Regions from separate parts of the Homo sapiens genome. Here regions 1, 2, 3, 5 and 6 are each linked to region 4. Evidence: chromatin contacts called from ENCODE Hi-C or POLR2A ChIA-PET data. All regions are on one chromosome and are shown on one strand. Each heading gives the region's core, a stretch centred on a gene start or an enhancer-like site at or near the end of the contact. The rest is flanking DNA. Distances are from core to core; before and after follow the strand shown.

Region 1 (5,130 bases), core at 2,500-4,999, 1.7 Mb before region 4:
ACCAACCCAAATGCCCATCAACGATAGACTGGATAAAGAAAATGTGGCATATATACACTATGGAATACTATGGAGCCATAAAAAAGAATGAGTTCAGCCGGGCACAGTGGCTCACGCCTATAATCCTAGGACTTTGGGAGGCTGAGGCGGGCAGATCACCTGAGGTTGGGAGTTTGAGACAAGCCTGACTAACATGGAGACACCCCATCTCTACTAAAAATATAAAATTAGCCAGGCTTGGTGGCACATGCCTGTAATCCCAAATACTTGGGAGGCTGAGGCAGGAGAATCGCTTGAACCTAGGAGACAGTGGTTGCAGTGTGCCGAGATCGCACCATTGCACTCCAGCCTGGACAACAAGAGTGAAACTCTGTCTCAAAAAGAAAAAAAAAAAAAAAAGAATGAGTTCATGTCCTTTGCAGGGACATGGATGAACCTGGAAACCATCACCCTCAGCAAACTAACACAGGAACAGAAAACCAAACACCAAATGTTCTCACTCATAAGTGGGAGTTGAACGATAAGAACGCATGGACAAAGGGAGGGGAACATCTCACACCCGGGCCTGTTGGGGGGTGGGGGGCAGGGGGAGGGAGAGCATTAGGACAAATACCTAATGCATGTGGGGCTTAAAACCTAGATGATGGGTTGATAGGTACAGCAAACCACCATGGCACATGTATACCTATGTAACAAACCTACATGTTCTGCACATGTATCCCAGAACTTAAAGTAAAATAAAAATAAAAATAATGAATGATTCCCTAGGTTTAAATAAGGTTTTCCTAAGGTGTTGGTTTACTCTTAATGAAATTAAAGGAAATTTTGCTTTTTAATTCTATCACCTATTTTTTTTTAAAACTTCTCAGATTCATATCTCAGAAGTTCAGCTTTTGTTGTGTCTGGCTGTTTTCAGTTTTTTCCTCCCTTTGAAAAGGACACTCTCCTTCAACTTTTTCCATCAGCTCCTCTAATTCTTTTTCCTCTGATTCTAACTGTTGGGGCCTGATGCTGAAATGTTTTATCTTAGAAGTCTATAAAAGCAGTGTTTTCCTCCAATATAACTTGATTCTGTACTCCCGGCTTTTCTTGATATGTGATTTTCGTTGTAATCAGGAAACTTCTCACGCAATTGCTCAGAGAGATGTATTCCCTTGCTATACTCATAAGCATGAATACACTCTTCTTGTGTCTGATTAAATTCAAGCACTTTTTTCAAGTATGACTTTCAGGTTACCTACATGGTCTTCCCATAAGGAGAAGCAGTCACACAGCAGAAGGGGTTTTTTGCCTGTGTAGTAACTTGCTTAAGAAACAAGATTTTAATGTTTTATCAAATAATTCCCATGCTCTCTTTAATGGGTTTTTAATTGCCTAGAAAAACTGAGATTTAAAAGGGTTCAGGTTTTTATGTCCTGGTAACCTTCTCAATTGCCTTTAAAGTCTTTAATTATCAGTTTGGTTAAATGAGTAACTATTATTTTTACAATGAATATTATCTTGTTTTGATCAAATGTTTTGAGGCTTTTAAAATCTTTGACCAATGTCCTCAAAATCAAAATCGTAAATTAAGTCTCTGACTTATTGCTGGGGTTTATCGAAGCTATAAAAATTAATCACTGCAAGGTTGTAAAATATTTTTACAGCTTCCAGTCAGGTCATAGACTCCGGTATCACACCTCCAGCTCCTTGAAAAGGTCCTTATCAGGTGATATTAACTAATCCTTGTGCTTTTAAGTTATAGGGACTTACACATATCTCATCCAAAGAAGGCATCAACTCCTGCCAGTATCTGACACTAAACTGCAATTAACCAAAGCCTCATCGTTAGACTCAGGCAAAGGCGACAAAGTAAACTGCTTTCATGAGACACAGGGACAGTCTTGTGTTCAAAAATATTAAGATTCATTTAACAATTCTGCCTCTATCTGAATTAATATAATTTATTCTGTGCCTTGATACTAAATAATTTAAGTGTTTAGCTACCTATGAACTTCTTTTCCTGTTATTCTCAAAACTAGGCAGGGTTTATGACCTTTGTGTTTGAAATGTTGTTAATTCTTTCTGTTTTGTTTTACCTACAAAAGTTGAAACTCTTCAATCCCGCCATGCCTAGAGACTATAACGTAATGTTGTAAGGGCCAGTATTGAGAGCTAAAATTAGTTCAGACCCTACAAATCAAGGATGACACAGATGCCAAAACAGCTAAACAAAATGCTTGCATTTTGTATAGCTAATTGCAACAAGCCAAGATTACAGCAGCTCAATGCATAGAATTTATAGATAAGTCAATTTTGTAACCCTTGCCTTTTGGTTTTTGCCTCTTAACATTGCTTAAGAGGGGTTTTAAGGTTAATGAGTGCCTGCCCACCTCCTTCCCATCTGACCTAGAACGTTTAATTGGCTGTAACTCTTTTGACTCTAAGTCAGTTGGCCGCAGGAGGGACATGATGGACTCAGGGCAGGTAGCACACCACCCTGGCATTGATATGGGACAAAATTAAAGTTTGGACACTGATACTGTCTCTGGGATACCTTGACCAAAAAAAAAAAAAAAGTGGAATGCTGTTTTGAAGGCATGAGCCTAGCCATTCCCCATCTGCGAGCATTTGATTAGTAAAGCTTTCACCACAGGTCACTTCTCATGTTTTTGGCCTCTAGGCAGCAAGCAGCCAGACGTGAGCCAGTTGCAATAGCAGCATTATTGACAATAGCAAAAGGTGGAAGCAACCCAACTGTCCATCCACGGATGAATGGATAAACAAAACGTGGTATATATATATTATTCAGCCTTAAAAAGGAAGGAAATTCTAACATATGCTACTATATGGATGAAACTCGTGGACATTACACTAAGTGAAATAAGGCAGTTATATAAATACAAATGCTGTATGATTTCACTCATGTCAGGTACCCAGAATAGTCAGATTTGTAGAGACACAAAGTAGAATGGTGGCTGCCAGGAGCTGGGGATAAGGAAGAATGAGGAATTATTGTTTAATGAGTACAGAACTTCAGTACTGCAAGATGAAAGAGTTCTAGAGATGGATGCTGATGGTGGCTGTATAACAATATGAATGTACAACTGAACTGTACACTTATAAATGGCTGAGATATTAAATTTTATGTGTATTTTGCCACAATTTAAAAAAAATTAAATGAAAGTAGGCCAGGCGCGGGGGCTCACACCTGTAATCCCAGCACTTTGGGAGGCCGAGGCGGGCGGATCACTTGAGGTCAGGAGTTCGAAACCGGCCTGGCCAACATGTGAAACCCCGTTTCTACTAAAAATAGAAAAATCAGCCGGCGTGGTGGCGCATGCCTGTAATCCCAGCTACTCGAGAGGCTGAGGCAGGAGAATCGCTTGAACCCTGGAGGCAGAGGTTGCAATGAGCCAAGATCGCGCCACTGCACTCCAGCCTGGACAAGAGCAAGATTCCGTCTCAAAAAAGAAAAAAATAATGAAAATAAAAAGAAACTAACTGTGACTGAAGAACAACCCACATCAATGAAAACCAGTAGGGAAAGGAGACCTTCCCACTGCCCAGCTAATCATAGCCTGACCACCAGGCTGTGGTAACTGGAAACCAACGGCGTGGCAAGTGTAGGTCTGGGGCTCCGCGCAAGGAAGGACTGCAAGGAAGCCGCAGGTTAAAGCGGGTCAACCCGCAAAATAGGCTGCCACTGCGCAGGCGCCCATTGCGCCTACCAAGACACCTTGTAAACGTGCCCGGAAATGACGCCTGTAATGCTGAGACAGACTCCCAGAAGATCTGAGCGAGTCGCGTAGCTGAGCCCGGCAGGGGCTGGGGTGGTGCTGCTGCTATGAGCTGCACCATCGAGAAGATCCTGACAGACGCCAAGACGCTGCTGGAGAGGCTACGGGAGCACGATGCGGCCGCCGAGTCGCTGGTGGATCAGTCGGCGGCGCTGCACCGGCGGGTAGCAGCTATGCGGGAGGCGGGGACAGCGCTTCCGGACCAGGTCAGGCAGAGGGTAGGAGTCCAGTGCTCTCGGATTCTGGGCACTGAAGGGTGGAGAGCGAGGTAAAGTGGGAACTCGGCCTGGAATTTATTCCCGGTCTCAGAGGGCGGCGGTGAGACCATTTTCCTGGGTCGGGGCTGAGAATCCTGCCCTGGAGCCCTAACTTCTGCCTCTTCAGTTGCATCTGCCGCTGTTCTCTTTAAGGCATGCTTAGTCTGTCTCTATTTGTCCAGTATCAAGAGGATGCATCCGATATGAAGGACATGTCCAAATACAAACCTCACATTCTGCTGTCCCAAGAGAACACACAGATTAGAGACTTGCAACAGGAAAACAGAGGTTAGTCAGGCCTTTTCATATCTGGTAATAGTTTAAAGTTATTGCAAAATTGCCCTAAACATTTACAAAAGTGTACATATATTTCCAGGTCAGTACTTTTAGTAGGAGAGTCCTCCTGATCTGGCCCAGTAACAATAAAGTTTGTTAGATTACCCTTTTCAAGGTCATCTGACTAATATTGCAGCAGCTTACCAAAGAGGTGCTGTGTAGAGTTGGTATTATTGCATGGTTTATTTTTAAGCATCCTCAGATGTGTAACAAAAGAGTTCATAGCCTCATGGACTTAAAATTTAATGTTTAAGTATTAATATAAACACTGAAGGTAAGATTTAAGGTTTTGTTTATGTTCTTGTTTGTGCAAGGTGAAGCAGCAGAATTTTATTCTAAGGGTATATATTCTTAGGCTTGATTAGTACATTATTAATGATTGTGGTATTAATAGTTGTTTACCAGAGGGGTTTCACATATATCATTCTACTGTATTCTCATATCTTCATTTTTATCTACCACAATGCAGTTAAGAAATAGGCTCAGAAGAAGCTAAATGATTTACTTATGAGTATTAACCAAGCAAGTTACAGAACTGAACTCAAACACATGTCTTCTGATGATACATCCATTGTTGTTTCTGCAAGACTTTGCTTCTCTGCCTAGAAAGTTACCTTTCACATAGACTTTAACTGTTCAGTTTTGCGGACTTAAACATTGATTTACAACTTTAGATTCATATTATCTATATAGTGTTACAAAATTCCAACTGTTAAGACTTTGGATTTGGGAACTGTCTCTCAGACATCACTGCCAAG
Region 2 (4,567 bases), core at 287-2,786, 1.4 Mb before region 4:
TCGCTCGGGCCCAGGAGTTTCAGCCTGGGCAACATGGTGAGACCCCAGCCTCTTCGAGGCAAAGGGAAAAAAAAGATCAGCTAAGTCATGGTGGCGTGCATCTACGGTCCCAGGTAATTGCGAGGAGCACGGCTTGAGCCTGGGAAGTCGAGGCTGCAATGAAATGTGATGACGCCACTGCACTCCAGCCAGGGCGACAGAACGAGGAGGTCTCAAAAAAAAAAAAAGTTTTCACGTGGTTTAAGGACTTACAGCACCTTTCTTGGGAACACTAACAGGAGACCAAAGCATTTCATGATCTTAACACTAAAACAGTTGTTGCACTACATAAAATCCTCCAAATACCTTTTTTTTTTTTTCAAATAAAAAGGCAACTTTCTGAAAGCTTTTCTTTTTTTTTTGAGACGGAGTTTCGCTCTGTCGCCCAGGCTGGAGTGTAGTGGCGCTATCTCGGCTCACTGCAGCCTCCGCCTCCTGCCGGGTTCAAGCCATTCTCCTGCCTCAGCCTCCTGAGTAGCTCGGATTACAGGCGCACGCCATTACACCCGGCTAATTTTTATATTTTTAGTAGAGACGGGGTTTCACCATATTGGCCAGGCTGCCCACGAACTCCTGACCTGACCTCAAGTGATCTGCCCGCCTCGGCCTCCCAAAGTGCTGGGATTACAGGCGTGAGCCACTGCGCTTGGCCTGAAAGCTTCTACTACCATTGTTGTAAGGGCATTTGTCACCCAGCTCAACCCAGGACACTTAAAGTGGGACCTCAGAAGGACGCAGTATTGGTTATATCCGTGGCTCTCCAAACTGACATACATAAGAATCAGCTGAAGGGACTTTTCCCCCTCCGTCGGCTCTCTCCCTCACTTCCTGATTCAGGTCTGGGGACTGGCCCTGGCATCTCTGCTTTGAAAAACTCCTCCGTTGATTCTGATACGTAGCAACTCCTGAGAATCACCTTAAGATGCCAAAAATAGCTGTTAAAGAGTTTCTTCCTCACTCGGTCTTTTCAGCCTATTTCTGATAGATCCTCAGTTCAAAAACAAAAAGCAAAAAAAAAACAAAAAAAAAAACCAAAACCAAACAAACAATAAGCCCCGCTTTAGTGCTCCACGGCCACCCAAAGGAACGCGGCTGGTCTACGCACAGCAGAGACCCAGGAGGTCCCGGCGATCGAGCGGCGCGGCAGGTGAAACTTCCGCGGAGACGCCCGGGACACGCTCGCAGGGACCGGAACCGTCCCGGCTACCACCCTTCCGTATGCACCACCGCTGTGTCGGAGTTCATAACCAACCCCAGCCAAAGGCTACCCAGCGTCAACGGCCTCTGGCTTTAAAAAAAAAATCTCCCTTCGGGTTAAAGAGCCGCGGCACTGACGCAAGGAACTGGCTTCGAGGGTCCGGGACCGCTCCGCGCCCGCGAACCGAGTTCCCGCCTCCCTCGGGAGGACGTCCGTGCGTACGTGCGCGTGCCGCAACCGCCCTCCTTCAAACGCGCGACGCGAGGGCGGGGGCGCCGCGTGCGCGCGCGCTCTCGTTGGTTCGCTCTCTCGCTAGCTCTCGGCTGCCGCTCTTGCTGCGGCTGCGGCTGGGGCTGGGGGCGGCGGCGGCGGCGACGCGGGCGGCGGGCGGCGCGGGGCGGTCCGGCGGGTTCAAAGAGGAAAACATGGCGGAAAACAAAGGCGGCGGCGAGGCTGAGAGCGGCGGCGGGGGCAGCGGCAGCGCGCCGGTAACTGCCGGGGCCGCCGGGCCCGCCGCGCAGGAGGCGGAGCCGCCTCTCACCGCGGTGCTGGTGGAGGAGGAGGAGGAGGAAGGCGGCAGGGCCGGCGCTGAGGGCGGCGCGGCCGGGCCCGACGACGGGGGGGTGGCCGCGGCCTCCTCGGGCTCGGCCCAGGCTGCTTCATCTCCTGCGGCCTCAGTGGGCACTGGAGTTGCCGGGGGCGCAGTATCGACGCCGGCTCCAGCTCCAGCCTCGGCTCCCGCTCCGGGTCCCTCGGCAGGGCCGCCTCCTGGACCGCCAGCCTCGCTCCTGGACACCTGCGCCGTGTGTCAGCAGAGCTTGCAGAGCCGGCGTGAGGCGGAGCCCAAGCTGCTGCCCTGTCTTCACTCCTTCTGCCTGCGCTGCCTGCCCGAGCCGGAGCGCCAGCTCAGCGTGCCCATCCCGGGGGGCAGCAACGGCGACATCCAGCAAGGTGAGCCGGAGGCCCTGCCTGGCATCTGGGCCGCAAGGGATTTGCGCAACCCTAGAGGAGCTGGGGACGGAGGTGCTGGGGCCTGGGGCTGCTCGGACGGGCGCCATCCCGAGGGGTCTCTAAGGTGAAAGACTCGCCCCTGGGACACTTTCCAGAGAAGCTGGACCGCAAGAGATAAGGGGAGCATGAAGGGAGGGGTGCCGGCTGCGAGAGGCTGGGGGAGGGGACACTGGCTCCGAGGGAGGGTTTGTGATGTGCGGAACCCGGCCGAGCGCTGGTTCTGGAGCTGGCAGACCCGTACAGTGAGAGAAGGGGGATTTGGGAAACACGTTGTGAGGAAGCGTTTTGGCTGAAAGGGCCCGGGCCAGCGAGGTGTTGAGGGAGTAGGTAAGAGGTAAGGGCAGTGAAGATGGATTGCTTTGGAGGGAGGGGACTTGGCGTGTTCACAGATAGGAGAGAGGAGGACTATGGATTAAATGGAGGTGGAGAGAATATGTTGGAGAGCAAGGGGTCCAGAGAAGGCGCCTGGAAGAAAATTGTAAGATGACATGGGGAAAGAGAAACTCGGAAAGTGGACTGCATGGTTAGGGAAAATCCTAAGGTTTGGGGATGAAGGAGAAATGAACTTTGAAGGAAATTGAGAGTTAGGGAAAGCTGGGCATGAATTTGTTTTAGCTAATTGGCCGTTAATGAGCCCCTAGTGTTGGGGCACTGTGCTAGGATTGAATAAAGTACTCAATGAAGACTTCATTCACAGTCTAACAGGAGAAACATATAACTTGCAGCAGTGGAGGTGAGTCCTCAGTACAATGGTTGTGGCACAATAGAGGAAAGGTCAGGGAAATTTCACAGGAAAGGAAATCCATGAACAGGTTTCTTGAAGAATGAGTACCTCACTGGGTTGGAGGGTATTCAGGGCACAGGACACCCTTCTACATCCCTGGAACTAAAGACTGTGTAGGGTGATTGGTGGAAATTAGATTGGATTGATGGGCTGAAAAGATAAAGGTTTCACAGTCTCTTAAACTCTTGGGATCCAGGTGTAAGGACTTCAGAATATTTTGGGATTTTTCTTTTTTCTGGCAAGGTCTGTTATGTGAGACTTTTATCAGGGTCTGAGTTAACTCTATCAAACACGTTAATGTTTCTACATTGAAACACGTGAATGTCACGCTAATGGGATAGACGATAAATAACCTCCCAGCATTCACAGTGGGTTCTGTTGCAAACCAATGAAAAAAATTAAAATTTCAAAGCTTTTGAATTTCGGGACTGTAGGTAAGCGATTGTGGAGCTGCACTAAAGGGCTTGGAATTCATCCTGTAGAGTGTATCCTCGACATTGTGGACTGAAGGATGTTCCTGGAGGGCTTTCATATCAAGAGGATAAAAGGATCAGATTTCTGATCCAGAAAGATCACTTAGGGCACTTGAGGGATGAGGGAAGGCAAGGCTGGAGACAAGGAGACCAGTTAGGAGAATCCTGGCGGTTATCTAGGAAAGAAATCAACATTTGGAATGGGTAGTAAAGGAATGATATATCAGGTATTACAGAATGAAGCATTTTGGTTTGGGGGAACGGTAGGGTTTGGAAATCTACTTTGCCATCTCCTACTTACGACTTGGGCAGATGACCTTTTCTTAGCTTCAGTTTTCTCATTTGTGAAATGGGAAAAAAGTATATAACCTCATAGGGTTATTGAGAGAATGAAGTAAGATAAAATGTGTAAAGTGATTAGTACGTGGTAGTTACTAATGAAATGGTAGCTAGTATATTAATAGTAGTAACTAATAGTGGCTATGGGAATGGAGGGATGGGGGGAGTGTATTGAGATTGGTGTGAGGGAGACAAACGTAGAATTCCACATTTTTTGTTTGGTGGATGGCAATGCTATTAATACATATTCAGACACTGAAGCAGGGCTGGGGTGAGGGTGAGGGCTGGGGTGTAGGGAGGATAAAATGTTTTCAGATTGGGATGTTTTGGGTTTCTAGCATTATTGGTACATGTAGGTAAGAATGTTAAGAGTAAGGCTTTGGTTGTTGGAGAAGCTACTAATTGTTAGTAGGTGTTCAGAGAATAACTGCTGGTGGTCTGTGCACCCATGACCATAGTAAGACACATAGGATTCAGTGTTCTTGTGGGAACCTGGGTTAGGTAAGAGATTTAGAGGGAACCCAGAAATACAGATTGTGTTTGACTGATGTGGCTGAGGGACTGAGGTTATGAAATTGGCTCTCTGAAATTTATGAAGGAGAGAGAATAATATGTAAATCCCCTCTTCATTTCTTTATCCTTTCTTTTTGAAGGAGGGGGAGTAAGTGGAAGGGACTAACCAAATGCTGTCAATCTTAAGTAATATTTCTCTCTAACCAATAT
Region 3 (4,401 bases), core at 911-3,410, 1.5 Mb before region 4:
AGTGCAATGGTGTGATCTCGGCTCACTGCAACCTCCGCCTCCCGGCTTCAAGCAATTCTCCTGCCTCAGCCTCCTGAGTAGCTGGAATTATAGGCACCCGCCACCACACCTGGCTAATTTTGTACTTTTAGTGGAGACGGGGGTTTCACCATGTTGGCCAGGCTGGTCTCGAACTCCTGACCTCAGGTGATCCACCCACCTTGGCCTCCCAAAGTGCTGGGATTACAGGCATGAGTCACTGCACCCGGCCTGTGTGTGTGTGTGTGTGTGTGTGTGTGTGTTTTCAAACTCATGGGCAAATTCAAGTTCAGATGGTGCACTTTTCATTGATTAATGTTATAGCAAATGTCAGTTTGTTTTCTTCAGTTTCTGCTGATGGTTTTAACTGGCACAGAAAGTATTTATTCAACCTTACAAAACTGTGTAAGTTGTATTGTGATACAGTTTATTGACTTGTACAGTATTGTCATTACAACCCATTCAGGTATGCATGAATCTGAAGCAGAACACCATTTAAGACTGGTGCTGTATAATATAATTCCTACAGATGTGGGTCCAGGGAATAGAACTGAGCCTGTCTTTTTTTTAATGTTAAGCAGGTTACCCCCAGTGGGGCTTCTACTAGACATCTCTCCATTTGGTCTCTTCTTACACTCCAACCCAGCAGGAACAGTTAATAATTGGATGTTTATAAAATGGGGGTAAAAGGGTTTACTGTGATGGATCCTGGCTATCCCTCTAGGAGGAGACCTTTGCTTCAGCAATGGTGTCTTCATCCTCGCAGCCTGAAGCTGCTTCATTTCCTTAGGTCTGTTGTGTTTTCTGTAAAGTGTTAGGAATTCTGGATATTTTTGTAAAAGAATCAAGATTTGTATAAAATGTTGTTTACAGATCTTTTAATGAATAAATACATAAACCCCCCACAGATCCCTTGGAGAATTCTTTAAGATCTTTTATGTCACTTAAATCTATAGCTAGCACATTTACCTAATGGTACTTCGGTAATAAGAATTAGTCTTAGACTGACCAGGCTTAATAACGGAGGTCAACATTTCCAGGCTCTTGGCAGACAAAGGCTGGGTCTAGACTGCACACTGGGCAGGGCATATAGTCTGACAACTTTATTTGGTTTTTACCTGCTTAATCAAAGGGAGGCTGCTTAGTCCAGGAGCCATGCAGAAGAGAGTGCATGGGCAGCAGCTTGAGTGGTTCGGAGGCAGTGAGGAATGCCATTCTATTACCGTTAAGTCCTAAAGGCAAAATGACAGGATTTTTAAGGAACTGAGGTTCCTTTTGATACGCAGACCATAAAGCTTCACAATTTTAATTGGAGACTGGCGCCCAATTCTAGAGTCTCTTTAAAAAATGTACTTACCCAATGCAAAGGTTTTAAGGGCACCGAGGGGGAAGGATAGTTGGGGTACAGCAAGGAAGTAAAAGAGGAATGACCCGGGGTGCAGTGGCTCACGCCTGTATTCCCCACATTTTGGGAGGCCAGGAGTTCGAGGCTAGGCTTGGCAACATAGAAAGGCTCCATCTCTACAAAAAAAATTAAAAATTAGCCAGGCATGGTGGTGTGCACCTCTAGGCCCAGCTACTCGGGAGGCTGAGGTGGAAGGATCGCTTGGGCCCGGGGGGTTGAGGCTGCAGTGAGCTATGATCACGCCACTGCACTCCAACCTGGGCAGCAGAACAAAGACCCTGTGTCTACAATAAAAAAGGAAAAAAGTCTCGCACAGAGGAAGAGAAGATTAAGGGGAGAAGGTGGGAGTAAGCAGAGGTGGGAAACCAGTTTATCTCTCCCCGCCAAATGCTGCAGCCAGTTCCCTCCAAAAGTGTTAAGGGGCTCCCTTTCCAGATATCAATGTTTTGGAGGAAACGAAAAGCCCCAACTTCAAATCGCCGCCATTCGCAGGCAAAAAAAGGGGCAGTAAGCAGAGGACAGGAAATTGAGGCCTTTCGCTGACGCAGACAAGCCAAGACGTTACGTCACGTCCGCCCAAAACAAACCAGCCCGGCAATTTCTAGATACCGGGCGGACCCGCCTTCAAAATTAGCAACTGAGCATGCACTAACGTCAATACGGAGGGAACGTGATTACATCAGTGTCAGGCGCCGGCGTAATTAAATATAACTGAGTTTACGCAGACGCAGAAAACGCAGGCAAACCTGAGGTCCTCAGAATGGCGGGCACAGGTTTGGTGGCTGGAGAGGTTGTGGTGGATGCGCTGCCGTATTTTGATCAAGGTTATGAAGCCCCTGGTGTGCGGGAAGCGGTGAGTGCGGGGTGTCTTTGTAGCTGACTCACTGCTAGCTGGCTCGGTACTGAAAGAAACATGTTACAATTTGCCACTTCTACCCTGGTCCCTATTCTCTTTCTTAGGCTGCAGCGCTGGTGGAGGAGGAAACTCGCAGATACCGACCTACTAAGAACTACCTGAGCTACCTGACAGCCCCGGATTATTCTGCCTTTGAAGTAAGTATGTCTTGAGCCTAGGTGTGAACGAGAATTCCTGTGAACCTTTATTTTGGATTGAGAGCTTTAAATTCCAGTTTTAACCATTGCCTGCATAGCTACTACTTACCTACTGTATAGGTGTCAGTCTATTGAAAACAACTAGATAGATAAGTCTTCTCCGAGGTTCTTATTCTAAGATCCATAGGAAGACTTTCTGGGGCTCCACAACTCACTTAATGCAAAAATTTGTGGCTACCATTCTTTGAGATAGGATCCATGCGTAAATTCTCAAAGGGACCCTCTCCTGCCAAGATTCACTCTACAGCAAGTGATCTAGGGTTTTTTAATATGTATAAGCCTAATTACCTAAGCTCTTTAGAACCACTGGAGAGTGGCATATTAAAGTCTAGTTATTTACCAAATGTATGTGATACGACTGAAAGGACAAACCATATCCAAGTGTATACTACTTTTTTCTCAGCCTTCTCCTTTTTTCTGTAATCTATCCGATGTTTTTATTAACACATTTCTGATTAATGTAGGCAATAATTTTCACTGATATGAATACTTTACAAGTGCTAGGTGCCATTCTAGATTCTGAGATCATAGAGATATATGGGGTTTCTTTTTTAATATATTTTGTTTTCTTTTAATTTTTCTTTTCTTTATTTAAGACAAACATCCTCTCCAAAAAAGATAGGGTTTCTGAATACAGAAAAATACAATACAGTGAGGAGCTAGATATATAAAACAAAAAGTTTACAATAGTATGTATAAATGTGTAATAATATGTAAAGGACCTATAGCGGAGGGTATGTATAAGGACAAGAGGATTAGAGAAGGGAGTGTCCATGATTGCCTAAGGAGTCAGATGCTGTTCTACTCCACACATTGAGTATGATACTATTTTAAATGTATAACCTTGAAGTACACCCAGGATTCTAGTTAGGGTCTAGTTAGCTAAATGAAATGTAAGATATCATTTCTAAATTATTGGATTCAAGTATTTCAGTATGTACAGCTTGGAGGATTTTTTCCCATTATACCTAATCGTTTATTTATGAAAGGATTGTATTATTAAAAGGCAGTATTTAGCTGGGTGTGGTGGCTCACACCTGTAATCCCAGCACTTTAGGAGGCTGAGGTGTGAGGATCACTTGAGACCAGCCTGGGCAACATAGTGAGACCCTTTCTCTACAAAAGAAAAATTAAAAAGTTAGCCAGGCATGATGGCATGCACCTGTAGCCCCAGCTACTCAGGAGGCCAAGGTGGGAGGATCACTTGAGCCTGGGAGTTCAAGACTGCTACAGTGAGCCATGATAATGCCATTGCACTCCAGCCTGGCAATAGAGTGAGACCCTGTCTCAAAGGGAAAAAAAAAAAAAAAGATATTATTTACATTAAAGTAACATGAAAAAATTGTTAGTTAAGTTTGTTGTTGTTTTTGTTTGAGACGGAGTCTCATTACGTCACCCAGGCTGGAGTGCAGTGGTGCCATCTCTGCTCACTGCAACCTCCACCTTCCGGGCTCAAGTGATTCTCCTGCCTCAGCCTCCCGAGTAGCTGGGATTGCAGGTGCCTGCCACCATGCCTGGGTAATTTTTGTATTTTCAGTAGAGACGGGATTTTACCATGTTGGCCAGGCTGGTCTTGAACTCCTGGCCTCAAGTGATCCACCCACCTCAGCCTCCCAAAGTGTTGGGATACAGGTGTAAGCCACCATGCCCAGCCTTGGCTGAGTTTTAAGTAGAAGACGTATGTTCCTATGAACGTGTTTTCCTATGCTTTTTCTAAATATTTGTACCTAGGTGTAGATGTTAACCACATTAAGAACTAAGTACAGTAATGCTTCCTTATTGGACTGATTTCTGAAGGTTTCAGATAACTGCATTCAATCACAGACTTTTTAAAATACTTTTGCCAGTTTTTTTCCTTCTCTCTT
Region 4 (4,718 bases), core at 7-2,506:
TCCAAGTTCCACTGTCTAATAAAGACCTGTCAAAGTGAAAACTCAACAGTGGAAACTCCAGAATTCATTCAACCGTTGTACCTGCTTTACCTACATAAATAAGCAGAACTGATTTTTGGGTTCTTTGCCACAAGAAGATGCGCTGAAAACAAAGCATCAAATGGTTCTGCAAAAAATACTCCTCCTCTTTACAGTGAAGTTTAAATTAGATCAAGAATGCTACTTACAAAGATATTCTGAATTACAGGATCTCCTGATTCATCATAATGAACTTTTCAACCCTGTTAAGTATCAAAACTGCAGCACAAAATCAGCCAACATGCGAACTAAGGACTAAAGACAGTTCATAGGTCTTTGGCGATTGTGATTATAAAATCACGTGCCTGAGGACCACTAAGTCTGAGGTACACACCAAATCATGCAGCTCAAGATAAGCAGAAAGCACTGTTCCGTGCTCAACCCACCCCCCGCCCCACCAACCATCCAAAGTCAATGCTGGTGCCCAGGACCCGTGAGTCCTTACCATTAAATATGCCCGCCCCATTTCCTCCCCAGTTGAGGAAATCACAGACTCCTTGGCCCCAAGAATCTTAACCCTCGTCTTCATACAATTCTCCAGAAACCTTAACACCGGCTTTTTTAGGCTCCCACCACCTAAAACAAAGTTCATAAAATCCTGACGGCAGTTTCCTTCAGAGCTTAGGCTCTCGACCACACCCTCCGACCAGGCCTGTCTCCCTCCTGCCTGCCCCCTGTAGAGGGAAGGCTCCCCCTCCTTTTGGTCACTCTGCCTGGCCGCTCTACTCACAGGATAGCGGTGTCGGGGGGCAGCAAGCCCGACAGCGCCCTCCAGCTCGGTGCGGGCAATTTCCTGCGACTGCAGTCCAGGAGAGGAATGCGGCAGGAGCAGGGCGCGGGGCAGAGACCTGCTCCGGCGGCGGGCAACAGGAGGAGAGCGGTCTGGGCAATGAAGAGTAACCGAGAAAGCACTCTAGATCGACACCCCAGCAACTGCTCCTCCGGGACGCCTAGGGGCGCCGGCGCCATTTTCCCCCTCGACCTGGACGTGGCCTAGAAGAGCTGCCTGCTAGAAAAGGAGGATCGGCGGAGAAGCTCAGCAGAGATGCTCGGTGGCTGCACTGTCTCCCGAAGCCCCGGCTGAAGGCTGTACCATCTAAAGGCATGCAAGGAGCAGACGCAGCGCGACAGCGGGGTCGACGGCCTGGGACACACGGCCTGACGGACACCTCTCGTCCGCCCCTCCCCACGGCGCAACGTCCTCACGCACAGGGGCCAGCCAATCGGTGCCATAAGATGAGGTTGCGCCCGGGGCGGAACTCAGTGAGGGGCGGGGCCAGACGCAGCCGAGTATCTTGAGGAGAAGGACTTTAAAGCGTTCAGGGATTTTAGCTGCCGCTGTGGAGTTCCGCCGCTGTTCTTCCGCTGGAGGGCGCAGTAGTTCCTTAAGAGGGAATGGTGCGGCGAATAGCTGTGAGTTCAAAGTCCTGACTACAGGTATATCTACTGTAGTAGAAAAGGATCTTTTATTTGCTCTGGGCTTTAAGAAAGGGGAGTGGCAGAAGGGCTGCCTTCCAAGTCGCACACACGAATGGGTCACGGGAGCTTCTATCCTGGCTTTGGCCAGATCGGCCTCCAGAGCCGAGCTCGAGCCTCTTCTGCCCCCTGCTGCTTGGCTGTAGCCCCTGCTCTTCTGCAAGTAGGCGGCAACTGCCATTTGCATAAGATCAATATCACTCTCTGTTAATGGCCTTGTAAGCTCCTGAAGGCAGAGGCCCTGTTTCTTCATCGGTGCACCTCCACCTTTTGTTCTAGCTTGGAGTTCAATAAATTTTGGTGGGACTGCACCTGCATGTCTATATAAAGGAAATACCCTTCTCTTTGGAGGGATGCTGTCAAGGTCACTCTCAGAAAAGCAAGCGAGACAAGAGGGTGTTGAGCAGTCAACAAAGCAAAGACTGGATGTGAGGAAATTTATTTCTCCTAAAGCAGAGGCTATGGAAAACTTACTAGGAACAGTGAAGTCTGGCCATCTTATGCTCATTCAGCCATCCAAGGTTGTAAATAAGACTTTGAGAATAATAGTGATGGTTCACTTATACGTAGTGAACTTTTCAAAGGGCGTTTGCATCTGTTATCTTGTTTGCTCCTTCAGTGACTGTGACATTGGCAAGACAATTATTGCTGATGATGCAACAAGCCCCAAGAGGTTAAACCAAGTTACTCTTGAGGCAGGGGCAGGTTCGACATTAACATGGGTTTTCTGACATAAATTGAAAATCTGAGCAGGTTAAAAAGAATGATAATGCCTAGGTTAGGGTTCTCATAGAAAGTAACTGAAAGCAATCTTTCCCATGGCAGATTATGGAGTCATAATTATGTTTTTAAAAACCTTTTTCTGTTTTTTTTTTTTAATATTGAAGTATATATTGGAAACAAGGCCATATCCAATGCTACAGTCCAAACCAAACTTTTAAAGCCAAGACAGCGGAATGAAACTTACTCTTAGCCTTCTTCCCTTAGCTGTTGAGCAGACTTAACAAACTCTGGTAAGAAATCCGGCATAGGCAGGAACCTTACAAAAAAAAAAAGGAGGCAGTTTAGTTCCTTTCTACATTATAGTTTCAGAGCTTTCCTATGAAACTATACCAAATGGGGCCATTAGAAATTAATGCTCTCTAACCTGTATCCTCCGCAGTAAGTGGCTCACTGCAATCTCTGCCTGCCGTATTCAAGCGATTCTCCTGCCTCAGCCTGCCTAGTAGCTGGGACTACAGGTGTGCACCACCATGCCCGGCTAATTTTTGTATTTTTAGTAGAGACGGGGTTTTGCCTTTTTGGCCAGGCTGGTCTCGAACTCCTGACCTCAGGTGATCCACCCACCTCGGGCTCTCAAAGTGCTGGGATTACAGGCATGAGCCACTGTGACTGGCCACAAATACACGTTTTTTTTGTTTTTTTTGTTTTTTTTGTTTTTTTTTTGAGACAAAATTTCATTATTGTTGCCCAGGCTGGAGTGCAATGGCACAATCTCGGCTCACCGCAACCTCCGCCTCCTGGATTCAAGCGATTCTCCTGCCTCAGCCTCCTGAGTAGCTGGGATTACAGTCATGCGCCACCACGCCCAGCTAATTTTGTAGTTTTAGTAGAGATGGGGTTTCTCCATGTTGGTCAGGCTGGTCTCGAACTCCCAACCTTAGGTGATCCGCCCGCCTCGGCCTCCCAGAGTGCTGGGATTTCAAGCATGAGCCACCACACCCAGCCGCAAATATGTGTTTTTTTTTTTTTTTTTTAATTTATTTTTTTATTGATAATTCTTGGGTGTTTCTCACAGAGGGGGATTTGGCAGGGTCATGGGACAATAGTGGAGGGAAGGTCAGCAGATAAACAAGTGAACAAAGGTCTCTGGTTTTCCTAGGCAGAGGACCCTGCGGCCTTCCGCAGTGTTTGTGTCCCTGGGTACTTGAGATTAGGGAGTGGTGATGACTCTTAACGAGCATGCTGCCTTCAAGCATCTGTTTAACAAAGCACATCTTGCACCGCCCTTAATCCATTTAACCCTGAGTGGACACAGCACATGTTTCAGAGAGCACAGGGTTGGGGGTAAGGTCACAGATCAACAGGATCCCAAGGCAGAGGAATTTTTCTTAGTGCAGAACAAAATGAAAAGTCTCCCATGTCTACTTCTTTCTACACAGACACGGCAACCATCCGATTTCTCAATCTTTTCCCCACCTTTCCCGCCTTTCTATTCCACAAAGCCGCCATTGTCATCCTGGCCCGTTCTCAATGAGCTGTTGGGCACACCTCCCAGACGGGGTGGTGGCCGGGCAGAGGGGCTCCTCACTTCCCAGTAGGGGCGGCCGGGCAGAGGCGCCCCTCACCTCCCGGACGGGGCGGCTGGCCGGGCAGGGGGGCTGACCCCCCCCACCTCCCTCCCGGACGGGGCGGCTGGCCGGGCGGGGGGCTGACCCCCCAACCTCCCTCCCGGACGGGGCGGCTGGCCGGGCGGGGGGCTGACCCCCCCACCTCCCTCCCGGACGGGGCGGCTGGCCGGGCAGAGGCGCCCCTCACCTCCCGGACGGGGCGGCTGGCCGGGCAGGGGGGCCGACCCCCCCCACCTCCCTCCCGGACGGGGCGGCTGGCCGGGCGGGGGGCCGACCCCCCCACCTCCCTCCCGGACGGGGCGGCTGGCCGGGCAGAGGGGCTCCTCACTTCCCAGTAGGGGCGGCCGGGCAGAGGCGCCCCTCACCTCCCGGACAGGGCGGCTGGCTGGGCGGGGGGGCTGACCCCCCCCACCTCCCTCCCGGACGGGGCGGCTGGCCGGGCGGGGGGCCGACCCCCCCACCTCCCTCCCGGACGGGGCGGCTGGCCGGGCGGGGGGCCGACCCCCCCACCTCCCTCCCGGACGGGGCGGCTGGCCGGGCAGAGGGGCTCCTCACTTCCCAGTAGGGGCGGCCGGGCAGAGGCGCCCCTCACCTCCCAGACGGGGCGGCTGGCCGGGCGGAGGGCTGACCCCCCCACCTCCCTCCCGGACATGGCGGCTGGCCGGGCGGGGGGCTGACCCCCCCCACCTCCCTCCCGGACGGGGCGGCTGGCCGGGCAGAGGGGCTCCTCACTTCCCAGTAGGGGCGGCTGGGCAGAGGCGCCCCTCACCTCCCAGACGGGGCGGCTGGCTGGGCGGAGGGCTGACCCCCCCA
Region 5 (4,941 bases), core at 1,613-4,112, 1.7 Mb before region 4:
TCAAGAAAACCTTACAAACTGTAAGAAATGCTTACTTTTGATTCTAAAGTAGACTTCAGAGATAATGTACTTATTGATGATTGTAGAGGGAAAAAAAGCACACAATCATTATCAATTTCATTGTCTAAGTTTTTCAGAGTAGAAAACTAAATATGATGAATAACTAAAAATAATTTCTCAAATTTTTTTCTGATGGTTCCTTAACAGACTATCTTCCCAAAATCCATGTCACCCTGTTGCATAGGAGATGGTTTTCCAAAGTGATTTAACAAGTTTCTGATTTAATTTAAAAAAAAACATAAAAAGATAACCACATTTTTTCAGTTTTTGATTTGACTTCAAAATTCATCTGAAAAAAATCATTATGTAGTGATCTAATAATGAAACCTACTTCTGTTTGTGGGTTTTACTTGTAGAAACAGTAAATCATTTTAACTTGTGATTTATATCAAATTGTTCCACCTGTTACTTTCTTTAATGCATTAGAAGCTAAAATGTATATTTCTCGGTTTATACAGACTGCATTTTGTGTTAAATGTAAATTGATATTAATTTTGGAACAAGGAGGAATTTAAAGGAATTTAAAGACAATTGGGATATATTCAGAATGATGATGATGAAATGATTATATAATTAAAGAAGGTTTTCAGAAGCTATGTGTAATGGTAGAAATCAAGGCTTTATCCTTCCTTATTAATAGTAATTGTATTGATATAATTTAGTAAGACTTTTTTTTTTTTACATTTCCTATTGCTGTGATATTTGAGAATGTATACTAAAAGTAGAATTACCTAATTACCTAATTAGTTTCACATGACCTCATATCTAGCGCAAGAGCCTGGTACAGTTTCTCTATAACATTAGATTAGAATACACAGACCAGCTGTATTGCAGGAAGGGGAGATCTCGATTTAAGAACTGGGTGAATTAAACAAAACAGCTGGTTTGAAATATTTACATTCTGGGCCAGGCGTGGTGGCTCATGCCTGCAATCCCAGCACTTTGGTAGGCCGAGGTGGGCGGATCACCTGAGGTAAGGAGTTGGAGACCAGCCTGACCAACATGGAGAAACTCTGTCTCTACTAAAAATACAAAATTAGGTCGGGTGCGGTGGCTCATGCCTGTAATCCCAGCACTTTGGGAGGCTGAGGCGGGTGGATCACGACATCTGGAGTTCGAGACCAGCCTGGCCAACATGGTGAAACCCTGTCTCTACCAAAAATACAAAAATTAGCCGGGTGTGGTGGTGCACGCCTGTAATCCCACCTACTCAGGAGGCTGAGGCAGGAGAATTGCTTGAACCCGGGAGGCGGAGGTTGCAGTGAGCTGAGATCATGCCATTGCACTCCAGCCTAGGCAACACGAGTGAACTCCATCTGAAAAAAAAAAAAATTTACATTCTGTAGTTTCCCAGAAATATATTCCAATTTCTAACAACTTATCATACTGTTGTCCAGTGCTATTTATTCAACAAGCTTTTGAGAGTTGTTGAGAGCGGGCACTGTCAACAACCAGGGATGCAAAGATGAATTTCATAAGCTCTGTGCTAGAGTATTACTACCTAGTAAAAACTAATAATTACAATAGAGTGAGCTATGAAAGCATTGAAAATGAAGCAAATATTTGTGCTTAGGAAAGCGTGGGAAGGCATCAAAGAGAGCAAAAAGGCAGTTTTGAGGTGTTATACATGGGACTGGACACCAGCAACAAAGGTGGTGAGGAAATTTTTGAACAGAAATGGGACACGGCCTCCTCTTAGAATTCAAGAGGTTGAATTGAAGGTTGTCTTTCCTTCATTGCACTTATTCCAATGTGTATGTTTAGATTTGTTTTTGTGATCATCAATGATGCTAGACTAAAAGTTCCTTGAGGACAAGTCTATATCCGATTTTCTTTACAACTGTATACTTCCCAGTGGTTACACATACAACATGTCAAATAAATGTGTTGTAAGCAAAAAGTGGGTAGGAGAGTTCTCAGAAGACTGGCTGCTCATTATTTATCCAATACTGTCAAGTGAGAGAGCCAGTGAATCTGTGAAAACAGAAGCATTGAATCTGGGAAAAGCATTCCTCTCACCAGAGGAGCATGCTCTACTGTCTGGCAGGGGATAATCCATTGAACTTCCTGTGGTCATAATTACCCATTTTTCTCCTTCCTTCTTCCCCCATTGGATGAATCATCTCTTTGCTCTTATTTCAACCTTTTAATTACTGATCCACCCTCTTTGATTACCTGACACAACAGGAATATCTTTCGTAACTTGAAAGGTCAGTTGACTGAATTTGTTTCATTTTGTTTAGTGATTATGCAGCCTTGCTCACTCTTGTGCATCTGTTGCAATGTTTTTCGTGGAAAACAAAGGTCTCATTTAGATTTCTAAATTACCTTGCTACAAAGCTGACTCTATACTAATGAAATTCCTCTAAAACAGTAGACGTAAGAAAGAATGCTTGCACTATAAGAAGAAACGAGTGTGAGGTCCTTCCGGATTTTTGCTGGGAAAAGATAAATCATTTTTTATGACTCCTGAATATGCCATCAGAATTGTTGGCCTTCAAGGTTTACCCCATTATTGTGGGCTAAAACGTATTCAAACGCTCGAAGACTAGAGACGCCTAAAGCCACCCGCCACCCCTAGTGTCCAGGAGGAGTCAGTAAACACCGAGATTGCTTCCCGCAGCACACCCAAGAAGGAATGTAATGTAATGCAGCCACCATGTTGGTTGTGGTTAAGTGCAGCAAACTGCTTGGCGTCACTTAGCCCTGCTGCGCAAGCGTGTTGAGAGTACGCTTCACTCCGCCCCTTCTCGTGCACGCGCCCGGAGCCCGCAACTCTCGCGAGAGAAGCGAGATTTATTCCTACGTACCGGGCCGTGCTGCTTATGGCGGCGCTGGAGAGGGGGCGCTGAGCTGTTGGGGTGAGTACGACCTCAGGGTCCAACTGGGGGTAGCAGAAACCCAGGGGAAGGGCTGAGAATAAGACCAAGGCTAACGAGAAGCCTTCTGAGTCAAGGTGGGCACTCGTAGAGCTCTAGGTGGGGAAGAATGCACCCCGATTCCCTGCCCTGGGCTTTTTCATACGTCTCCCGTTCAACTGCCTGGGCCTCATGTCAGGTCGCAGAGCTGAAACGAGGAGTTGAGGCCAGCCGGCTGCGCGTGGTGGTAGTGGTGGTGGTGACTAAAGTGGGGGGAGGGAGCGAAAATGGAGGCTCCGACAGCAGCCAAGATGGAGGCAGAGGGTGCGGGGCTCGGGCGCGGAGGCTGCTGGGATCTGTAGTCTGGCTGCTTCCCCATCTGCGGCTTGTCTGGGGAAACGGGAACTACATGTCCCGGCGGGCGGGGCGAGGGGGTGGTGGCGCGGTCCTTTGTGTGAGGTTGGAAGAGCCTGAGACCGAGAAGAGGGGCCTACTTTGACTCTGGACCCTGTAGTTTCCTGGCCGTTACCTGCTTGGGAATCTGACTACCAGTACCAGAGCGCAGTGCGGCAGTGGCGCCTTCTTTGTGTATAGACTGAGACCCTGCTCCATCTAGATATCTTAGGGGAAGTGTTTAAAGACACCTTTCCCCAGCCACATCTGGCACAGTAGTGTGGCGGAATTGACATCGTTACTCCAGTCACCTAGAGCAGGGTCTCAGCACCCAACCTTCCCCTCATTGTCTCCCCTTCGGCGTCTTGAGAAAGGGAACCAGTCCCTAATCTTTTAGGCACGTGGCTCCCACCCCTCTATCTTGGGGAATGGGCGTGCGCCCTGAAAGCTCAGTAGTGTCCTCCCTTCCACCTCCTGTAGTTCTCATGGTGCCAGCGCCTGGCCCACCCACATTGTGCAATGAACGGCCTGGCTTCGTCATTCTATGTAGAATGTTTTAGAGTTCCCCCGTCGGAGACAGCTTCAAATTTTTGCCATGCTATTTTATCAATACGAAATCTTAGTGCCAAGGTTCTTTTGCTTTAAGGTTTTCCCTTAGAAACACCCAGATGGCGGCCGTCTTGCTTAACTCACAGGTGAAGCAGAGAACGCTCCCTGAAACAGGCTTGAATCTGCAAAGAATATCTGAACGTTGTTGGGCAAGTTAATTTTCGTGTTTTGCACCTTAAATGAGTAAAAGAATATGGCGCTCTTTAAACAGTTGGGAGACAGGGCGGAGAGGGAGAATGCTCAAAGGCACTGTGGTAGTTAAATCTTTTTGAGAGGCTTAAATTTTCATCAGGCTGGTATGAACTGGCAGTTCTCAGCCACTGCTACTAACCTACTTTTTTAGAATGTAGGTTTCAAATTATAGCCCACAGATATAAGCTACTCTATACTAAAATGCTGAGTAATTTTCATTTTGAGTAACTAAAGGCAAACATTCTTGATATTGCATTGAGGAGCACTATAATACATACCTTGGTTTTCTTTTGGTACTAACCAATAATGGATATCCTTGGTGTGGGTAAGGAGGGGCTTTATATACTTCAGTAGGGATATACCTGAGTCATAAAACTTAGATAAATATTTGGCCTTCTTTTTGTTTCGTTTTAGCCCTGGGACTAAAATAAAAGAGAAGGTAATAGTTTGGTTTTGCAGCTGTTCTGGATGTTTACCATCGAGATGATTATTTATAGCAGCTGAGTTGAAAACTAAAGTATTTGAGGCACAGAAGATAGGTTTTCTTTTTTTGTAAGTACTGACTTAAGTGTGACCTTTAGCGAGTGTGGGTGAAAATCTGGTAAAGTCCTAGCAAATCAAAATTGAAAGCGTGAAAGCTGACGTGCAGTCTGGCTTTACCCTCTACCCTTATTTTCCCTTCTCCCCACCTGAAGACACATCGTGTAGGGCCATCGATTTTTGTTTTAAACAAACAAAATGCTAAAATATCAAATTATGCTGGAGCATTCATAACATGAAATTTAGTGTTCCAGTGTTTTTCATTGTACAGTTCAGTGGCACTAAGTCT
Region 6 (4,998 bases), core at 1,111-3,610, 1.3 Mb before region 4:
CTCCCACCTTGCCATGTGTCTGCCTCTGCCCAGCCCCCAGCCCTTCAGGCTCTGAGCCTCCTCCTTCAAGTCCGCCTTCATCCTGAGTTTTCAGGAGAGACACGTCTCAGGTGTAGGCACAGGGGAACCATCCCTGAAGGACAAAGAGAACCAAAGCAGTTTTGACAAAGAGCACTCAGGAAGCTGAGAGGAAAAACATTTGAGATGGCAGATGAAAGATGTTATGTGAATGCAACACATTAGAGTGGTTATGGTTGTCAGAAAAAAATAATAAATGAGCAAATTTGAAAGCCAACTGACTAAAGTCTTTGAACCACACCACATATACCAGTAAAATACAAATAATATTGGATCTTGAAATACGTACTCTTTCCTTTAGTGGGGAGTCTATTATTAGGTAGAGCTTCCCAGAAATTCCATAGGGTCTTCTCTAGTTCTTTAGTAAAAACACCATTTTGTAATTATTTGATAATTACAATGGATTCATTTATTATATTTCCAAGTCATCAGGTGTGGCATCTGGGGAGAAGTCAAACAAAGGAAGCTGGGAGCTCCCCCACGGTATGAGGCCCTGTGGAGAGAGGAGGCTAATGTAATATTAATAGAACTGGCAGAGCAGGGCAGAATCGGGAACGTATTCAGGGCCTGAGGCTGAGTGGCTGCCTGCAGACGCTGCTTTGGGGTTCCTAAGGCAGGTCATTCAAAGATGACATTCCCTTAAGAAATCATCAGACCACACCTCTCAGTTTGGGGCTTGGAGAATGCAGCTCCTGAGATGGGGTCTGCAGGTCATGATGGGGAGAGGAGTGGGATGGAGCTCAGGGCTGGTTTGGGTGGAAGCTCAGTGCCCAGGGGTTGCCCGTCCACGGCAATGCTCACACCCAACACAGCACATGATGCCTTCTTCTTGGCAATGGCCCTTCTGCTTTCTGTACAATCACAGTCCAGAAGCATTAGAGCTTCACGAAACCTCAGAGATATGGTCAGTCGCCTCCTCAGGGGAGGCACCCAGGGCTAGTGCCCTGCCTAGGGTTTCATAGGTGGTGGCAGGCCCAGGCCCAGAACATACATCTCCAGACGCTGGTCTGAAGTGCTTGCCATCAAGCCTAGTCCTACATCTGCTGGGACCCCAGTGCTGTGGGGAAGGGATCTGGTGCTGTGGGGAAGGGATCTGGTGCTGTGGGGAAGGGATCTGGTGCTGTCCGGAAGAGATCTGGTGCTGTCCATACCCATCCGCGTGTAAATGTTGTGTGGCTGGTACAGTTTAGTAAGGAAAGTGTCAAAGAAAGGCAGTGTGAATATTGGTCTGCGAGGTATCAGCGAGCCAGTAAGCAAAGAACTTGGGAGGTGCGTGCTCTCTCTCTCTCTGACACACACACACACACACACACACACACACACACACACACAGCAAATTTCGGGAGGCAAAAAGCTGTGGGATTGGAGTTGGAGAGCTCAATTTCTGTGAGATCTTAATGAGATGGTTCTGAGAATCTTCAAAAGCTAGACAATTACAAGACACTGGAATTAAAGTTTTGCAAATACCTGAGGGAGAATACTAGCTCAGGCCCTCAAAAGGTAATCACCTGTCCTGAGCAGCCAGGACCGGAGGGTCCTGGGCCAGAAGACCCTCAGGGCAAGGGGCCATTGCAAAGACGATCATGACCATGATTACCGTCATGATTGTTATCCTCGGAGAGGGGCTGCCTGCCACAGGGAATGTGCGATGGTTTCAATCTGAAAACAATCCCTGAGCTGCATGTTCAGGTAAACTCATGCTCTAGAAGCAAGGTGCTGTCGTGCAAGTTGCTGGCACAGCCTTCCGCAGCCTTCTTGCAATTCCGGGCTGCACCCGCGAGGGCTAGCGTCACGGTCCCTCTTCTGAGGCGCGCTGGCGCCCTCTAATGGACACTGCCGAACAGGACGCCACGGCGCTGCTGAGGCGCGATGGCTGCGAGGCCGCTAGGGGCGCTTGCAGGCGGCACAGACTGGTGGAGCCGAGTGACGCGGCCGCCAGAGGTTTGGGCCGATTTTGGAGACCGGTGATTAGGTTTCTTTCTGCCTGATTCAGTCCTGCTAAGTTAAAACGTGCAATAATCCCTTACTGCCAAGGCACACGTTTCTCTGTGTTTCAGGGGTATCAAAAGCATTTGCTAAACAAGTCAAACCCGTCGTTCTTTCGGTCTATTCTATCAGTGCCTGGAGAGGAATCTGGAAGAAGGAGGTGGAGAAGGAAGGAAGGGCGTGGAGGGTGAAGACGGCCCTGTGTTCCCCTGGGCTGGCCCGGCCCTCCTTTCCCAGAGCTTTTCCCCCTCTCGCCGTCACTCCCGGGGGCCCTGGGCCAGGAGGGAAGGGGGATGGAGGGGAGGATGGGATCCCAGGGGAGGGTCTGGGTGCGCGCCCCCACTGCAGGGCAGGTGACTTCGGAGGCGCTGGAGCCAGCGGAGCGCAGGCCTGTCATGCAAGCCGACCCTGCGGTGGGAGGAAAAGCGGTCTCTCGGGGGAAGGCTCCTGGCAGAGGCCTTTCCCTTGATCGGCTCACTTGGCTCTTCTGGCAATGCGGTGCCCTTCGCAGGCAACTTTCCAGGGGTCAGAATCACAGTACGCCAGCCCTGGTTTACTCCCCACAAGCGTCTCAGTCCATCACTCTGCTTTGTGTTGTGCTTGCTCTGAGGCCCAGGCTCATCCTGTACAGGCCTCATCCAGTAGCTCAACATCTGTCTCCATTCCCTCTCCCTGTCCTTTCCCCAGAACCTCCCACCAAGAACGCTGGTCTCCTATTGCTTTCACAATAGGTCTTGATGGCCCAGAAAACCCGAGCGCAACTCTATGGCATCCAAAAATGTGTTCCCCATTACTACAGGCAGGGGAGAGCTGGGTCTTTAAACACCCTGGAGGTGAGGGGCATACACGTGTGCCTTCCTGCCTTAGAGTAGGCGGAATCCTAAGACATTAAAGAAAAGAAAACAAGACAGCTGATTTCTGAATTAAGCCGGATTAAAATTCATACTAAGCTGTACTATTAATTTAAAAAGCTCTTATTTACGGTCTACTAGACACTGGGCACTTTAAATTCAATAAATTATCTCTCTCTCTTTTTTGTTTTTGTTTTTGTTTTTGTTTTTGAGTCGGAGTCTCACTCTGTTGCCCAGGCTGGAGTGCAGTGGCGCGATCTCGGCTCACTCAGCCTCCACCTCCTGGGTTCAAGCGATTTTCTTGCCTCAGCCTCCTGAGTAACTGAGATTATAAGCACGTGCCCCCATGCCCCATGGCTATTTTTTTTTTTTTTGTATTTTTTGTAGAGATGGGGTTTCGCCATGTTGCCCAGGCTGGTCTCTAACTCCTGACCTCAAGTGATCCACCCCCCTTGGCCTCCCAAAGTGCTGGGATTACGGTGTGAGCCACCACGCCCAGCCTAAATTTAATAAATTCTCACAACAAGCAAGTTAAGTACTGTTTTCTCTGTTTTCTACATGAGAAAACTGGTAATCAGAGAGGTTAAAGACTTGTGCAAAACTACACAGCTCTCGATGTCAGTTGAAATAGGTAGGTTATGCTGCCTTAATAAATAGCCCCCATATTCCAGTGGCTCATGTTAAACCAGTCGTGGTTTATTTCCTATAAACATTCCATGTGCCTCACTCTGCTCTGTGCTGTGCTTGCTTGGAGGCCCAGACTAATGGGGCCGCCAGTTGTGGGACATTGCTGGGTGCTGGGTCAGAGACCAGAGAGCTCTGGCGGGTCCCATCAGCAACTGCAGGCTCTGGCCCAAGGGGCAGGTGGGCTTGGCTCACAACTCCCTGCCTGAACAAGATTCTCTACCCTTTCAGCCTCATGGGAACCCAGAGATGCAACTCTACTAAGTGTCCAAGCAGAGACCCCCTGATGCTGGTGGTTAAATCCTTGGTGATTAAAGACGGGACAGAGGGTGGCTTCCCCTCCCTACCTCTGGGTCTCACTCGACTTCCCCTCCCTTCTCCTTTCCTCCCTTCCCCTTCCCGCCCATGTCTCTCCCATCTCTGCTTCTCTCTATATCATAAAACCATTCACAGTTTTCTCATGGGTTAACCCATGAGAAATACAAATAGATGCAAGTTCTCAGGGTGTATTCAATTCATTCTAAATATCACTAAATGAAACTGTCAGTGATGGAAACTACACTGGATAAAATTTGTCACTGAGTAAAACAGAATAAATCTACTTGACCAAATTTACAAAATTTGATTGGAGAAAAAATGGTTACGAAAATTCCCAGTTGCAGATGCTGTAACTGGTAGAATCCATGGGCCAAAAGCTGATGATGAAGCATCTTAGAATTTAAATGAAAAAAATTATTGCCAATGAGAATAATTTCAATAATGTGAAAATGAAAAAATGGAGAAAATTGGAAACTGTTTAACTGCACAGAATGGAAAATGGATTAAGAAATTAAATTGGGGCCAGGTGTGGTGGCTCATGCCTATAATCCCAGCACTTTGGGAGGCCCAGGCAGGCAGATCACTTGAGGTCAGGAGTTCGAGACCTGCCTGGCCAACATGGTGAAATCCCGTCTCTACTAAAAATACAAAAATTAGCCAGATGTGGTAGCACACGCCTGTAATCCCAGCTACTAGGGAGGCTGAGGCAGGAGAATTGCTTGAATCCAGGGGACGGAGGTTGCAGTGAGCCGAGATCATGCCATTGCACTCCAGCCTGGGTGACAGAGTAAGACTCCGTCTCAAAAAAAATAAAAAATAATAAATAAATAAATAAGATAAATAAAATTTTTAAAAAATAAAAATAAGTAAAAATTTTTTAAAAATAAAGTAATGAAATTGGGCCAGGCACAGTGGCTTATGCCTATAATCCCAGCACTTTGGGAGCTGAGGCTGGAGGATCCCTTGAGCCCGGGAGTTGGAGGCTGCAGTGAGCCATGATTGTGCCACTGCACACCAGCCTGAGTGAAGAGTGAGACCCTGTCTCTAAAAAAATAACATATAAATAGGCTCAGGAGCAGTG

Evidence for each region. Hi-C counts contacts between places; a loop is a spot of excess contacts on that map. ChIA-PET counts read pairs that join two places held with the same protein, here RNA polymerase II (POLR2A). Pooled maps may share reads with other maps.
Region 1: a map of gastrocnemius medialis shows a loop between it and region 4 (6-fold over the local background). The contact joins the promoter of SIKE1 here to the promoter of LRIG2 in region 4. A Hi-C loop is called at or near these places in 2 of 168 maps with a recorded cell type or tissue (gastrocnemius medialis and naive thymus-derived CD4-positive, alpha-beta T cell) and 6 of 50 pooled maps.
Region 2: a map of CD4-positive, alpha-beta T cell shows a loop between it and region 4 (8-fold over the local background). The contact joins the promoter of TRIM33 here to the promoter of LRIG2 in region 4. A Hi-C loop is called at or near these places in 2 of 168 maps with a recorded cell type or tissue (CD4-positive, alpha-beta T cell and naive thymus-derived CD4-positive, alpha-beta T cell) and 11 of 50 pooled maps. POLR2A ChIA-PET finds 5 or more read pairs at or near these places in 2 of 52 experiments (activated B cell and activated naive CD4-positive, alpha-beta T cell).
Region 3: a map of CD8-positive, alpha-beta T cell shows a loop between it and region 4 (10-fold over the local background). The contact joins the promoter of BCAS2 here to the promoter of LRIG2 in region 4. A Hi-C loop is called at or near these places in 4 of 168 maps with a recorded cell type or tissue (CD4-positive, alpha-beta memory T cell, CD8-positive, alpha-beta T cell and naive thymus-derived CD4-positive, alpha-beta T cell) and 10 of 50 pooled maps.
Region 5: a map of CD8-positive, alpha-beta T cell shows a loop between it and region 4 (17-fold over the local background). The contact joins the promoter of CSDE1 here to the promoter of LRIG2 in region 4. A Hi-C loop is called at or near these places in 1 of 168 maps with a recorded cell type or tissue (CD8-positive, alpha-beta T cell) and 12 of 50 pooled maps. POLR2A ChIA-PET finds 5 or more read pairs at or near these places in 1 of 52 experiments (T-cell).
Region 6: a loop to region 4 is called in a map of CD4-positive, alpha-beta T cell, with 8 times the contacts of the local background. The contact joins the enhancer-like site here to the promoter of LRIG2 in region 4. A Hi-C loop is called at or near these places in 2 of 168 maps with a recorded cell type or tissue (CD4-positive, alpha-beta T cell and naive thymus-derived CD4-positive, alpha-beta T cell) and 8 of 50 pooled maps. POLR2A ChIA-PET finds 5 or more read pairs at or near these places in 1 of 52 experiments (HEK293).

What each region holds. Positions count from the first base shown.
Region 1 is chr1:114,779,304-114,784,433 of GRCh38, reverse strand. SIKE1 (suppressor of IKBKE 1) reads left to right here and starts at 3,749. Exons shown (of 5, transcript NM_025073.3): 1 at 3,749-3,985; 2 at 4,219-4,324. The coding sequence starts at 3,827. RefSeq lists enhancers at 3,367-3,486, 3,727-3,966, 3,431-3,996, 3,997-4,563.
Region 2 is chr1:114,508,172-114,512,738 of GRCh38, reverse strand. TRIM33 (tripartite motif containing 33) reads left to right here and starts at 1,536. Exons shown (of 20, transcript NM_015906.4): 1 at 1,536-2,188. The coding sequence starts at 1,663. It overlaps LOC124904348 (a long non-coding RNA gene), which reads right to left and starts at 1,401. Exons shown (of 2, transcript XR_007066452.1): 1 at 814-1,401. RefSeq lists enhancers at 1-339, 1,200-1,369 and silencers at 1,560-1,669, 1,700-1,999.
Region 3 is chr1:114,579,374-114,583,774 of GRCh38, reverse strand. BCAS2 (BCAS2 pre-mRNA processing factor) reads left to right here and starts at 2,160. Exons shown (of 7, transcript NM_005872.3): 1 at 2,160-2,276; 2 at 2,384-2,476. The coding sequence starts at 2,184. DENND2C (DENN domain containing 2C) reads left to right here. Exons shown (of 21, transcript NM_001256404.2): 21 at 1-925. It overlaps LOC105378914 (a long non-coding RNA gene), which reads right to left and starts at 1,932. Exons shown (of 3, transcript XR_947719.4): 1 at 1,376-1,932; 2 at 1,137-1,250.
Region 4 is chr1:113,069,736-113,074,453 of GRCh38, reverse strand. LRIG2 (leucine rich repeats and immunoglobulin like domains 2) reads right to left here and starts at 1,256. Exons shown (of 18, transcript NM_014813.3): 1 at 809-1,256. The coding sequence starts at 1,047. It overlaps LRIG2-DT (LRIG2 divergent transcript), which reads left to right and starts at 1,352. Exons shown (of 3, transcript NR_103777.1): 1 at 1,352-1,515. RefSeq lists enhancers at 87-136, 736-795, 412-943, 976-1,285, 944-1,477 and 1 more.
Region 5 is chr1:114,755,905-114,760,845 of GRCh38, reverse strand. It overlaps CSDE1 (cold shock domain containing E1), which reads left to right and starts at 2,862. Exons shown (of 20, transcript NM_001007553.3): 1 at 2,862-2,921. RefSeq lists enhancers at 2,656-2,945, 2,317-3,310, 3,146-3,465.
Region 6 is chr1:114,343,618-114,348,615 of GRCh38, reverse strand. No RefSeq gene overlaps it. Among named protein-coding and RNA genes, the nearest start is that of TRIM33, 170 kb to the left of the region's middle. RefSeq lists an enhancer at 2,470-2,970. Within about 2 kb of position 2,360, at least 21 of the 41 ENCODE cell types and tissues checked have a DNase peak (open chromatin) inside an H3K27ac peak, as active enhancers do.